Linked DNA regions of Homo sapiens: all the other regions are linked to region 1. Evidence: read pairs that join two places in POLR2A ChIA-PET (ENCODE). Cell type or tissue: OCI-LY7. All regions are shown on one strand. Region 1 overlaps DARS1 (aspartyl-tRNA synthetase 1). Region 2 has its middle 27 kb from the start of CXCR4. Region 3 has its middle 40 kb from the start of DARS1.

Evidence for each region. Peaks named below come from ENCODE experiments on the same cell type or tissue, not always from the same donor. Only the 100,000 strongest peaks of a DNase experiment are listed, where the experiment ranks them.
Region 2: POLR2A ChIA-PET joins it to region 1 with 5 read pairs; 10 of 35 experiments call an interaction of 5 or more read pairs at or near these places.
Region 3: POLR2A ChIA-PET joins it to region 1 with 6 read pairs; 7 of 35 experiments call an interaction of 5 or more read pairs at or near these places.

The regions. Positions count from the first base shown.
Region 1 is chr2:135,974,123-135,978,122 of GRCh38, forward strand. The region is part of intron 3 of DARS1 (aspartyl-tRNA synthetase 1); the gene reads right to left. Among named protein-coding and RNA genes, the nearest start is that of DARS1-AS1, 9.1 kb to the right of the region's middle. In OCI-LY7, no CTCF peak of the experiment used is centred here; a DNase peak (open chromatin) is centred at 1,599; H3K4me3 peaks cover 2,440 bases; H3K27ac peaks cover 3,614 bases.
Region 2 is chr2:136,142,960-136,146,959 of GRCh38, forward strand. No RefSeq gene overlaps it. Among named protein-coding and RNA genes, the nearest start is that of CXCR4, 27 kb to the left of the region's middle. In OCI-LY7, no CTCF peak of the experiment used is centred here; no DNase peak of the experiment used is centred here.
Region 3 is chr2:136,023,910-136,027,909 of GRCh38, forward strand. No RefSeq gene overlaps it. Among named protein-coding and RNA genes, the nearest start is that of DARS1, 40 kb to the left of the region's middle. In OCI-LY7, a CTCF peak has its summit at 459 (motif pointing right); a DNase peak (open chromatin) is centred at 1,802.

The DNA.
Region 1 (4,000 bases):
GACTGTGAAAGGGACGCTTATTTACAGTATGAGAGCTGAAACAAGAAGGCAGAACATTACTGTGTTTGACTTTAATTGGGAATGTGTGTACTGGATGACGCAAATACTCTGCCACTCTGCACATGTACAGGTCTGGCATGACTGAGAATGACCACAAAAGTGCTGCAAGTGTTCTGGGGTTATAAATACATTTTAGCCAGTAGGTGAATTTGCGAATATGCAGTCCACGAATAATGAGGATCAACTACGTTAAAATTTATTTTATTACACAGAAAATTTCCAACAAACACAAAAGCAGAGTGAATAGTATAATGAACCTCTCTACATATACATCACATAACACAATTATATTTTGAAGGGAAGAAATGCTAGAAAAAGGTCTGATAAAATTCAACATCTCCTCCTGACAAACAGAAAACTTGGCTGGGAAACTACTTTTAATCTACTTTTTAAAACTTTGCCATTTATTTTCTAATGACATTTTATGTAGAACCTTAAACTCAAAATCATTCATTTAGAACTGGAATTTCTGCTCTTTCAAAAATTCTTCATTGTGTGAATCCCTGAAGTACTAGAGAACCTACTAGTATTGCAAAGAGAAACAAGAAATGAGATACAAACATTTGAAAGAAAAGGACATAATGATCATCATTTGTAATGCCTCTCTTCGCCTCAAAAAACTGAAATGCAAACAGACTTGGAGAAAATTATTTGTTCTTTTTTAATAAAATAGGAACAGGGCAAGAACAAACAATATATAAAAGAAGTTCAAAATAGTTAACATATCAGGAAAAGAAGTTTAATCTAACCAATGACTGAAACACAAATTAAAGCAACAATGGATAAATCTGAACTTTATACAAATGAGAAAAATAAAATATATGTAAAAAAATATAGCCATACTATGAAATACTATGAAACCATTAAAAAACAATGATGCGGCCGGGCATAGTGGCTCACGCCTGTAATCCCAGCACTTTGGGAGGCTGAGGTGGGTGGATCACAAGGTCAGGAGATCGAGACCATTCTGGCTAACATAGTGAAACCCCGTCTCTACTAAAAATACAAAAAAATTAGCCGGGCGTGGTGGCAGGTGTCTGTAGTCCCAGCTACTTGGGAGGCTGAGGCAGGAGAATGATGTGAACCTGGGAGGCGGAGTTTGCAGTGAGCGGAGACTGTGCCACTGCACTCCAGCCTGGGCGACAGAGCGAGACTCTGTCTCAAAAAACAAACAAACAAAAAAAACCTATACGCACAGACATGAAAAGATATCCAAAAGATAAAGAAAAGTGCAAGTTATAAAATAATACAGAGTATTATAAAAATTTTAGCTCAAACACACATATACACTCACATTGACCCTCAACTTCCTCATAAAAACAAATCTGAGGCTGGGTACAGTGGCTGAAGCCTGTAATCCCAGCACTTTGGGAGGTCGAGGTAGGCAGATCACCTGAGGTCAGGAGTTTGAGACCACCCTGGCCAACATGGTGAGACCCTTGTCTCTACTAAAAATACAAAAATCAGCTGGGCATGGTGGCGCATGCCTGTAGTCCTAGCTAAGGAGGCTGCAGTGAACCGAGACCACACCACTGCACTCCAGCCTGTGTGACAGGGCAAGACCCTGACTCAAAAAAAAAAAAAAAAAAGCCCTCATCTCTACTAGAAATACAAAAATTAGCTGGATGTGGTGGCAGGTACCTGTAATCCCAGCTACTTGGGAGGCTGAGGCACGAGAATTGCTTCAACCCAGGAGGCAGAGGTTGCAATGAGCTGAGATTGCCTCACTGCACTCCAGCCTGAGTGACAGGGCAAGACTCCACCTCAAACAAACCAACCAAAAAAACCCACAAATCTGTAAAGAAGGATTACAGTCAGTTTTCCACTTTATACCTGATTTAATTCTATAATGCTTGAGTATTTAACAAAAAATGGTTATTACTTTTATAATCTAGAATAAATTTTTCAATTTTGCAAATTAAAAATATTGTAAATGATCATGTAGAGCTACATAAAACACTGATACAGCATATGAACTCACTTTTGTAAAAGAAAAAGTATCAATTTTTGTTTAAAGCAATTTCTATCATTTCAAACTTTCACAGTGTTTTTATTCTCTTGGGAGCAGAACAAGTGAATTACACTTTCTGCTTTATTCTTTAGTTTTTGTGCTGTTTGAGTTTTAAAATAGTGCAATTAGCATTTAGCCCCTCCAAAATTCCCCAATACCCATAAATAATTTATTTTTTTGAGATAGAATAACAGTTAATATACTAATAAAAAGTGCTATGAAATTCCTCAATTAAAAACTCTTAAGAAAGTTTTAAACCGTTCAGTCTGTTCATAACATTGACACTCATAAATTCTCCCTATCCACCCACCATGATTAGCTCATATCATCAATAAAGTCCTTACACCTTGCAATTTGTTTCATGTTTTGAGGCAGGAGGCACTATCAATTAAGAGACTAAAATAATTTGTCACAAATGGAAAAAAAAACACTAGCAGATGGTACAGGAAGAACATTCTCAAATCCGAAAATGTGCAATGTTTCAAAATCCAAAAACTTTTTGAGTGCCGACATGACTCTCAAAAAACATGCTCATTGGAGCATTTTGGATTTCAGATTTGGGATGCTCAGCCAGTAATGCAAATATTCCAAAAAAAAAAAAAAAAAAAATCCAAAATCCAAAACACTTCCAGTCCCAAGCATTCTGGATAAGGGATACTCAACCTGTATATTTTTTCACTTACGTGATGCTTCATACTTACATGCTGATCTCAATTAGAGTGAGCTACTGGACAGCAAGAACAAGACCCAGAAGACAATGCTCTATTATATGTGTATAAAACACCTGTTTTATTCATCTATTATTCGGTAGGGTTCTTATTATGTGTTGTGTACCAAACAAAGCAAGAAAATAAGCAGTAGCACCTTCCAAGAGCTGACAACAGGAAATAAGACCCACAAAAAACTACGATGGAAGGCAAGTAAGTAACTGTCATGCTCATTAACATGACTCAATTATCGAAGGCTTACACTGCACCAAGCATAGAGCTAAATACTTTATAAATATTACTACATAACATCTTATAAGCTAGGTATTAATATATACTTGTTTTAAGAGAAGACACTGAGGATTGGAAAGGTTATGCAATTTGCGTAGAGTAAACAGATTGTAAGCACAAATCCAGGATTCAAACACACATCTGTCTCACTGAAAAGGTCTTATTCATAACCACTGGGAAGTATCACTCATGAGTTTTAACTGTTAAGAAGAAACAGACATGGCAGTCGTAAAATAAAGGGATGGGTGTGAAGGGAAATATTCTTGGTTCAGGCTTACTTGTAGCATGCATTCTATCTTTTAATTTGCTAAATTACTATGTTTAGGAAAAAGTGCCCCATTTGGACAGAACAAAGGCTCTCAGTATAACGGGAGAGAGACGAGTAAATGAAGGATTATAATACAATGTGACTGACTATTGGCAGAATAAATGGCCCAACCTTTCAGGAAGGCAAATCAACATTATTTGAAAATTTAAAACTCCACCAGTACTCTTCTCAAAGTCTGTCAGTATTCATCAGGGGAGGATACTGAAAGAATAGACAAACTCTTAACAATGGTGGCCCTAAGAGTGAAATGTATGTATAAAGTGCTGGAATTTTAAAAATAATGGGCATGTATTAATTCTACAATAAAAAAATTATAAAACACAATTAAGAAATGCTCTATCGGCTGGGTGCAGTGACTTATGCCTGTAATCCCAGCACTTTGGGAGGCCAAGGCGAGAGGATCACCTGAGGTCGGGAGTTCAAGACCAGCCTGGCCAACATGGTGAAACTCTGTCTCTACTAAAAATGCAAAACTTTGCCAGGCATGGTGGCGCATGCCTGTAATCCCAGCTACTTGGGAGGCTGAGACAGGAGAATCACTTGAACCCTGGAGGCAGAGATTGCAGTGAGCCGAGATCGCAACACAGCACTCCAGCCTGGGTG
Region 2 (4,000 bases), 170 kb after region 1:
GAAATGTGGTGATAAAGAGACATGGTTCTTGTACTCAAAGAGCTTTATCTTTTAGTGGGGGAGGCATGCAATAAACAAGTAAATATGTGGACGTGAAAGTGACAATAAAGAGCTACAGAGACAATAATACAGGATAATGTGATAGAAATGGACAGAATAATTAGATAAATTTATAGCCTAACAATAGAGCTCCAAGTAATTTAGTGTTGTGGTCTTCAATCTTGATTTTAACAACAGAACCTACGTATTTTTTCAGTTGAAAATACATATCCTATAGGGAAACCTCAATAGAGACTAGAGGTAAAAGCATATTTGCCCTAGTTGTTGTGTAGAGGGGTGTGTGTGTGCAAGTGTGTGGGTGTGTTTGTGTGTGTATGCTGGTGCCAGAGCCCTCTCCACCAGTTTAGGTACATTATAACAAATTGATTACAAGTTGTATCTGTCGTAAGAGAAAAATAAGTTAAAAATTAAGTGGTAATTGTTCCGTTGCAATGGGGTGGACAATATTGCTGGCAGTCTCTCATGAAGACATCCATAATCTGTTTGTGTCATTCACTTGACTCATTGATCAGGGTCTGCACTAGGTCAGTTTTTATACTTATTGTTTCTTTTCATTTTTAAATATTTTAATTTCTTTTCCTATTTTTATTAAATTAGAAAATCGTATCTTGCAGTTATGAAGGTTTGAGGAAAGGCACATATATTTGGTTCTGGATAGTTTAGTCTCTGGATTTCACAGATCCAGAAATTATGGCAAGGGCTCTCTCTAAAGACCACGTTCAGTGCTTTGTCAGGTGCTCAGAGGATGAGCTTATCACATCAAATGGGGGATGACTGGATGCTGCACATCAGGAGATAACAGCAAATGGATTCCTAATCTATTCTTGGGTTCCATTTGGCTCTGAACGTATTTATTTATGTTTTATTGCCACATTTAGGTGTGTTTTTAAATACATAAAATAATACATAATAGGTTTTCCTCTCCAACAAGTGTGAAAAACCATTAAATGCTGGGAACAAATCAATTTTTTATTTTGTATTTTTGAGCTGTTTACACGGTAGTTCAGCCTTTAAAAAATCCCTTTATCTTATCCTTTTCATGGCCATGCAGGTTCAGTGTGTACAAGATACTGACTATATCAGTGAGATATGCCCTTATAGCAAGTCACGTGAAACCATAGAAATGACCATGAAGAAATTATTTTTTATCTCATCTCTCATTTCAAAACCTCCTTCCTTGCGAATAGCCAAAATATGTCACTATCTATCAGTGACTGCAATTTCCTCATGTTCCTAGCTGTCACCATTTCCTTTGTGGTGGTGGGTGCTGTGATGTCCACTGCCCTGATCCCCCTCCAGTAATTAAAAATGCATTCTCCCCCATCCCCAAGTTGCTGGACATGCTTCTGGAAGACAGCTCTCAGCTGTCAGTGCTCTCTGGGGATGCCTGGGCTGAAGAAAAGTGCCTCAGCCAAGGTCACACCTCCTTCCAGGGGCTGACTGATCATTGTGCAGCAGAGAGGCCCAGCCCCCTCAGCCCAACTCAGAGCACATCCGAAGGGTCATCCCCACTCAGGAACTCCTCCCCACAGGGCTAGCTTAGGACCTGATCACAGCTCAAATTTTCCCTCTGACAAATCTTGCTTCCTTTCCCTCCTTTCCATAGGTGTTAATCCAAGAAGAAGCCCTAAAACACATCCTGCATGTTGGGGAACCCAACCTGTGATAGCTGGCCCCAGAAAAGATAGGATCAAGCACTCACTGGAATGGGATTTTAGGTCTAGGTCATGAGCTGTCTGGTGGTAATGAGGCTCCCATCATTGGTGGTAGGTGAAGCACAGAGAGCTCAATGTGGCAGTATAGCTACTAAAACTTTTGCCGGCCAGGCGTGGTGGCTCATGCCTGTAATCCCAGCACTTTTGGAGGCTGAGGCGGGAGGAACACTTGAGCCCCAGGGTTCCAGACCTGGGCAACATGGAAAGACTCTGTCTCTACAAAAAACACACAAATTAGCCAGGCATGGTGGCACATGCCTGTAGTCCCAGCTACTCGGGGCACTGAGGCAGAAGGATCACTTTAGCTTGGGAGGTCAAGGCTGCAGTGAGCAGTGACCGTGCCACTGCACTCCAGCCTGGGCAACAGAGTGAGATCCTGTCTCAAGAAATCCCACAAAAACACACAAAAAAACTTTTGACGGTAGTGAACTTGGATGGCACAAACCTGGACAAGAATGTGATAGCTCATGCAATGTTTAGGCTTTTGAGAAATATGGTGGAAATGGGAACTTTAAGGAGAGTGGAATTTGGTGGCTGTAACTAAACTTTGCTCTGGAAAAAGATTATGAAAAGCTGAGCATGACTAACTGGCAATTAAAATCTAAGTTTAAAATCCAGACAGTCTCTTTGGTAGCGTATGAAGAGGCTTTTATCTCCTTCAGCGGGAGAAAGAGCCAAGGATCAGGCTCAGGATTTAAGTAGAAGAGTTGCCGAGCTCTAAGGAAGGCTAAAGTCTCAACTGAGGCTGGTCTACTATTACAAAGTTATGGCCTTAGTTGGGAAAGAATAGCCTTTTAGATACAGGATAGGGACATCTGGGTTAATGCATCCAAAAATCTTGAATCCTGAGATTCACCTGAACCTTCTGAACCTGAAGAAGTGGCCTATATCTCCCTATCAAGAATGGTGTTCCCTTTTAGCTTAAAGATGATATCGAGGTTTCTCCCTGCAGGACATGTGCTCCTTCCTGGTAGGATCTCCCCTCTCCTTTCTTTTGTCCACTAGGTCAATGATTAGGGCTAAATCATAACATAAGCTGAGGACATGCTGGTCCTTCCCAGAGAGGGAAGGGGCTATGCTCCCCAAAGAACTGCAGGACCAGCAAGACCCAGGAGAGGACTGGATTCTGAGGATGTGGGACTGACGAGGGCAGATCATACATTTGATAAAAGAGAGGTTATTGATATGGGAGTTCTCTCCTGGAATATAGGGTTTAACACTCTGGGAAGAACTCCCAGGGAATGGTACAAACACATTGGTAGGATGGCTCCTGGAAGCATGAAAATGTGGTGGTCAATACTAATTGAGGCCAAATGACAAAATTTTTGTGGCAGATGGTGGAAGAAGGAATTAAGAGGCTTGGTGAAGTAAGCACATGAGAGAGGATATACTACATAAGGGTGAAAAACCTTCAAGATGACTATGTTCTACAGAAGGGCCAGGAAGACGCATCACTGACCACTCCAATAAGGAATGTGCTGGAGAGGGGTGCACCAGCATTGCTAAGAAGCTCATTGGTGTGGCTCCCCTGTATCCCCGGCCTGACAATAGGGAGATGCTGTTACAGAACTGAGTTCACAGATAACAATGGGGATCATAGGAACCCAAAACCATAAGAGGCCAGGTGGCAGCATTACCTGTCAGAAGCCAGGTAGGTACAACTATTGTAATGAGCAACGAGGTCAAATGGCATCCAAGAGGGCCTGACCTGTAGATGGTTATGAAGATAGTTAATAGAACTCAGTGTCCCTAAGGGCAATATAGGTGGCCAGCCAATGAAAGTACTGCTCAAGAGAAATCATGGGTGGATGACCAGGAGACTGAGTGATGTTGCCACAATAAAATTCATGATCCCTTGCCCAGTTTCTGGACCTGAGTTAGTCTTTGGACCAGGAACCCTTTGACTGAAGTAGAGTTCATGTCCCCAGGAGGAAGTATCCTGAGACACTATTGTAAGTCTGTTTATAAATGAGTCTCCCAGTCCTTCCCCCAAAGGAATATATGACTGTATATTCTGATACTTTATGTTGTGGGAAGGGGAAGACCCAAACATTTTTGAGAACTGCTGGACTCAGTGTGAGAGACTTTAGGACACTGAAGACTTAAACCATCATCATAGGCCCCCTCTTAGAGTGGGGGTGTAGGGAGGTAAGGTAATGAATAAAGTCCTGGCTCAGTTCTGGTTCACAGTGGGTTCATTGGATCTGTGGACCCACCTGGTGGTC
Region 3 (4,000 bases), 50 kb after region 1:
TTTGAATCCCTCTCATGGCCTACCTTACTTCATTGTGACTAGGTGTTTTTTTTTTTTTACAGTCTTGCTCTGTTACCCAGGCTGGAGTGCAGTGGCATGATCTCGGTTCACTGCAACCTCTGCCTCCCGGGTTCAAGCAATTCTCCCACCTCCGCCTCCAAGTAGCTGGGATTACAGCCGCCCACCATCACGCCTGGCTAATTTTTGTATTTTTAGTAGTGACAGGGTTTTGCCATGTTGGCCAGATTGATCTCGAACTCCTGACTTTAGGTGATCCACCTGCCTCAGCCTCCCAAAGTGCTGGAATTACAGGTGTGAGCCACCATGCCCAGCCTTATGCCTAGGTTTTAACAGAATATTACACAGAGGGTAGAGGGAATAATCGGAGAAACACAAAGAGATGGCAGAAGGCTGCAGGAGCAAGGTAGACCTGGATTCCCACACTGGTTGTAGCCAGCATGCACTCCTGCTCCGGCCTGCGGATGGCGCTGTGAGTGGAGCCCACACTTGGGGACCCCAGCTGAGGAGGCATTTCACAATGGTAATAGTATTTATTTATTTTTTTAGAGAAGGTCTTATTCTGTCACCTAGGCTAGAGTGCATGATCACGGCTCACTGCAGAGATCAAGGCTCACTGCAGCCTCAAACTCCTGGGCTCAAGCCATCCTCCCGCCTCAGCCTCTATAGTGGCTGGGACTACAGGCTCAGGCCACCATAACTGGCTAATTTTATTTTTATTTTTTGTAGACACAGGGGTCTCACTTTGTTGCCCAGGCTGGTCTCGAACTCCTAGACTCAAGCAATCTTCCCACCTGGGCCTCTCAAAGTGCTGGGATTACAGGCATGAGCCACCATGTAAAGCCTGGTATTGGTATTTAAAAAGCCAGATAGCATATTGTTATCGTCACGCATTCCTCCCTCATTAAGTAAGGATTTCTATCAAATAGCTGATGTAAGAACACTCTTTGTCCATGTTACACTGTTGAAGAAAAATAAACTCATACCTTGGGATGTTTTTCCTTTGAGAGGAGACCCCTTCCAGCTTTTACATTAGGAGAAATTGCTTCTTAGTGTGATTTGAAATCTCTTTTCCCACTTCACCACTGAATTTCCCGGAATCCAAACATGATGCTGAACACAAGGATATGGGGTAGAGGGTGGTGAGTTACATGTAACTCTCTTCAGCGTTTGGGGAATCCCAAAGACTTTGTGCTGCCTCCGCCCTCTGAGTTTTGGGAGTTTGGCAGACACCTTAGAAAACCTCCCTTCAGCCCTCAGGTTTGAGTTCCCTAGCAACGGCAGCCTTAGAAACTTGAGAGAGAGGGATGGGTGTTGGGGGGATGGTTGAGAAAGAGATAAGAAGAGATGACTGAATAGGCCTGGGATTTTACGCGCAGTGCTTAATTGAGAGTGAGGGGAGCGGGTGGGAAGGACTGCTCAAGCCCGCCGCCAGTGATCTCATACCAACCAAAAGGCAAGCGAGGGCCTGGCTGCCAGCTGAAAGGAACAAAGGCGGTAGGTGGGTGGAAGTGGCGGAGGGAGGCAGACAACTCGTAAAGGCTGGCGAGGCCCAGAGTTCTGGCCCTGGGAGGAAACGCATCCCAGCCTACAAAGGCTCCGGCCCGAAGAATGGCCTGGCGTGTAATTCAATGCAGGCCCAGTGACCACACTGGAGTTGTAGCCTTTTGTATTAGCGACAACAATGGAGGGGGAGAAATCAGGCCACAGGCTCGCGGTGCAGACTGGCTGGTGCGGATGTCTTGGCCCTGGCGGCAACGTGAGCTGCCTGTCAGGCCGTTGCCCGGCAACTGGACGCCGCCCGATCGCGCCTGCAGAGCGCACTGAAAGCCGCCGCAGCCGGGTTGAAAGGCATAGCCGCGTGGTTCACAGGCCGGTCCCGGGGAACAGGAAACAAAGGACAGGGAGCTGAGGCAGGGATTGCGTGGGATCAGGAGAAGGCCTCACACCGTGCGAGGGGGGACATTGGGAACCCCCTTTTCTCAAGGCCCTGAATTGGTGCTCTATCTTAGCCCAGCGCGTGAACTGCTTGAACAAATACAGCTCTTCCTCCATCTTCAAGTTCGCACAGCATTCCTAGCCCAGATGTTGTATTCCATTGTCTGCCTATTGTGTGAAAGACATAAATAACCCCAGACAAACAACAAAAACAAACCTTGTTTAAGTGTCCAGCTGAAATTCATTTGTGAGTCAGGAAAATTTTCCAAAGTAGAACCTACCATGCACCTGGTGGATAAATAGATGGAGGCTCACCATACGAAAATACATTTGTTAAATGTAGTGTGGTTCCTGGATTGCATCGTGAAATTGGAAACATTGGTGCTATAAAGCCTGTCCTTTGGTTAATAGTAATGTAACAACATTAATTTCTTAGTTTAGACCCCGAGTCAGCAAGCTTTTTCTGTAAAGGAGCAGAGGAGATACTCTGGGGCTTGTGGTCCAGATGGTCTGTGTGCCACTACTCAACTCGGTCACTGTAGAGCTAAAGCAACCAGACAAATATATAAAGGAATGAGCATGGCTCTATTTTAGTAAAAGTTTATTTTTAAATTTATCATTATTATTTTTTTGAGACAGAGTCTTGCTCTGTTGCCCAGCCTGTTGCCCAGGCTGGAGTGCAATGGCAGAGCTCACTGCAGTCTTGAACTCCTGGGTGCCAGCAATCCTCCTGCCTCAGCCTCCAAAATAGGTAGGACTACAGGCACACTTCACTGCCTGGCTAATTAAAAAAATTTTTTTTTTGGTAAAGATAGAGTCTCACTATGTTGCCCAGGCTGGTCTCAAACTCCTGGCCTCAAGTGATCCTCCTGCCTCAGCCTCCCAAAGTGATGGGATTACAGGTGTGAACCAACTTGTTTGGCTAAAATTTTATTTATGAGCACTGAAATTTCAGTTTCATATAAATTTTACATGCCATGAAGTATTAGTCTTCTTTTGATTGTTTAACCATTAAACATTTAATACTCTTTGCTCTCAGGCCCTACAAAAACAGACAGTGGGCTGGATTTGGCCTACAGGCTGCTACAGTTTGTTATTCCCTGGTTTGAACAAATGAACCAAAGTTATGTTAAATGTTAACATTAGGAGAAATTGATGAAGGGTATACAAAAACTCTCTGTACTCTCCTTGCAACTTCCTGTTCATCTAAGGTTATTCCAAAATAAAAAGCTGGTTTTAAAAAAGTATTTAATTGGAAAGCTTTTTAGATGGAATGTTTAGAAAGAGATTTGTTGTTGGGGGAGTAAATCAGGATTTGGGGTGTGTGTGTGTGTGTGTGTGTGTTTTGGAGACATGAAGGAATGTTTTTCTTGTTATTTGTTGACATATGGTACTAAGACCTCCCAAAATGAAACTCCTTGCTACACCACTGTATTGGTAATCAAGCCATTAACATCAAACAGCCTGAAAACAAAATAGCATTCCAATTACACAGAACTCTTTGACCCTGAGGGTTAGGCGAACAGTTTCAGCTCACAATGAACCAGGATGGGAACACTGGAACAAAGAATTAAACTTTTTGCTCCAATAGGAAACTAGAAAATTGTCGGCCAGCTTATTTTTAACTGCACGTGCGCGCGCGCACACACACACACACACAGACACACACAAACACACACAAACACACACACACACACACACACACTTCCGGCTAACATCTATGCCAAACAGCATACACAAGACTTTGATTTACAAACCAGGATCTATATTCTTTTCCAGATTTTACTAGTTGTGTGAATACAAACTTTCCTTTATGTTTGTCCAAAAATAGTATGATATGAGACCTACTCCTTGCTTTCCTTCAAATTGAGCTCTTAAACATTATATCTTAGGCTGGGCACTACCAGTTATTAAGAACGGATGATGATTAAGATCTAGAGACCTGCTATACAATTTAGTAACTATAGCTAACAACACTATATTGTGCACTTTAAAATATGTTAATAGGACAGATCTCATTGCAAGTGTTCTTACAAAATAATAA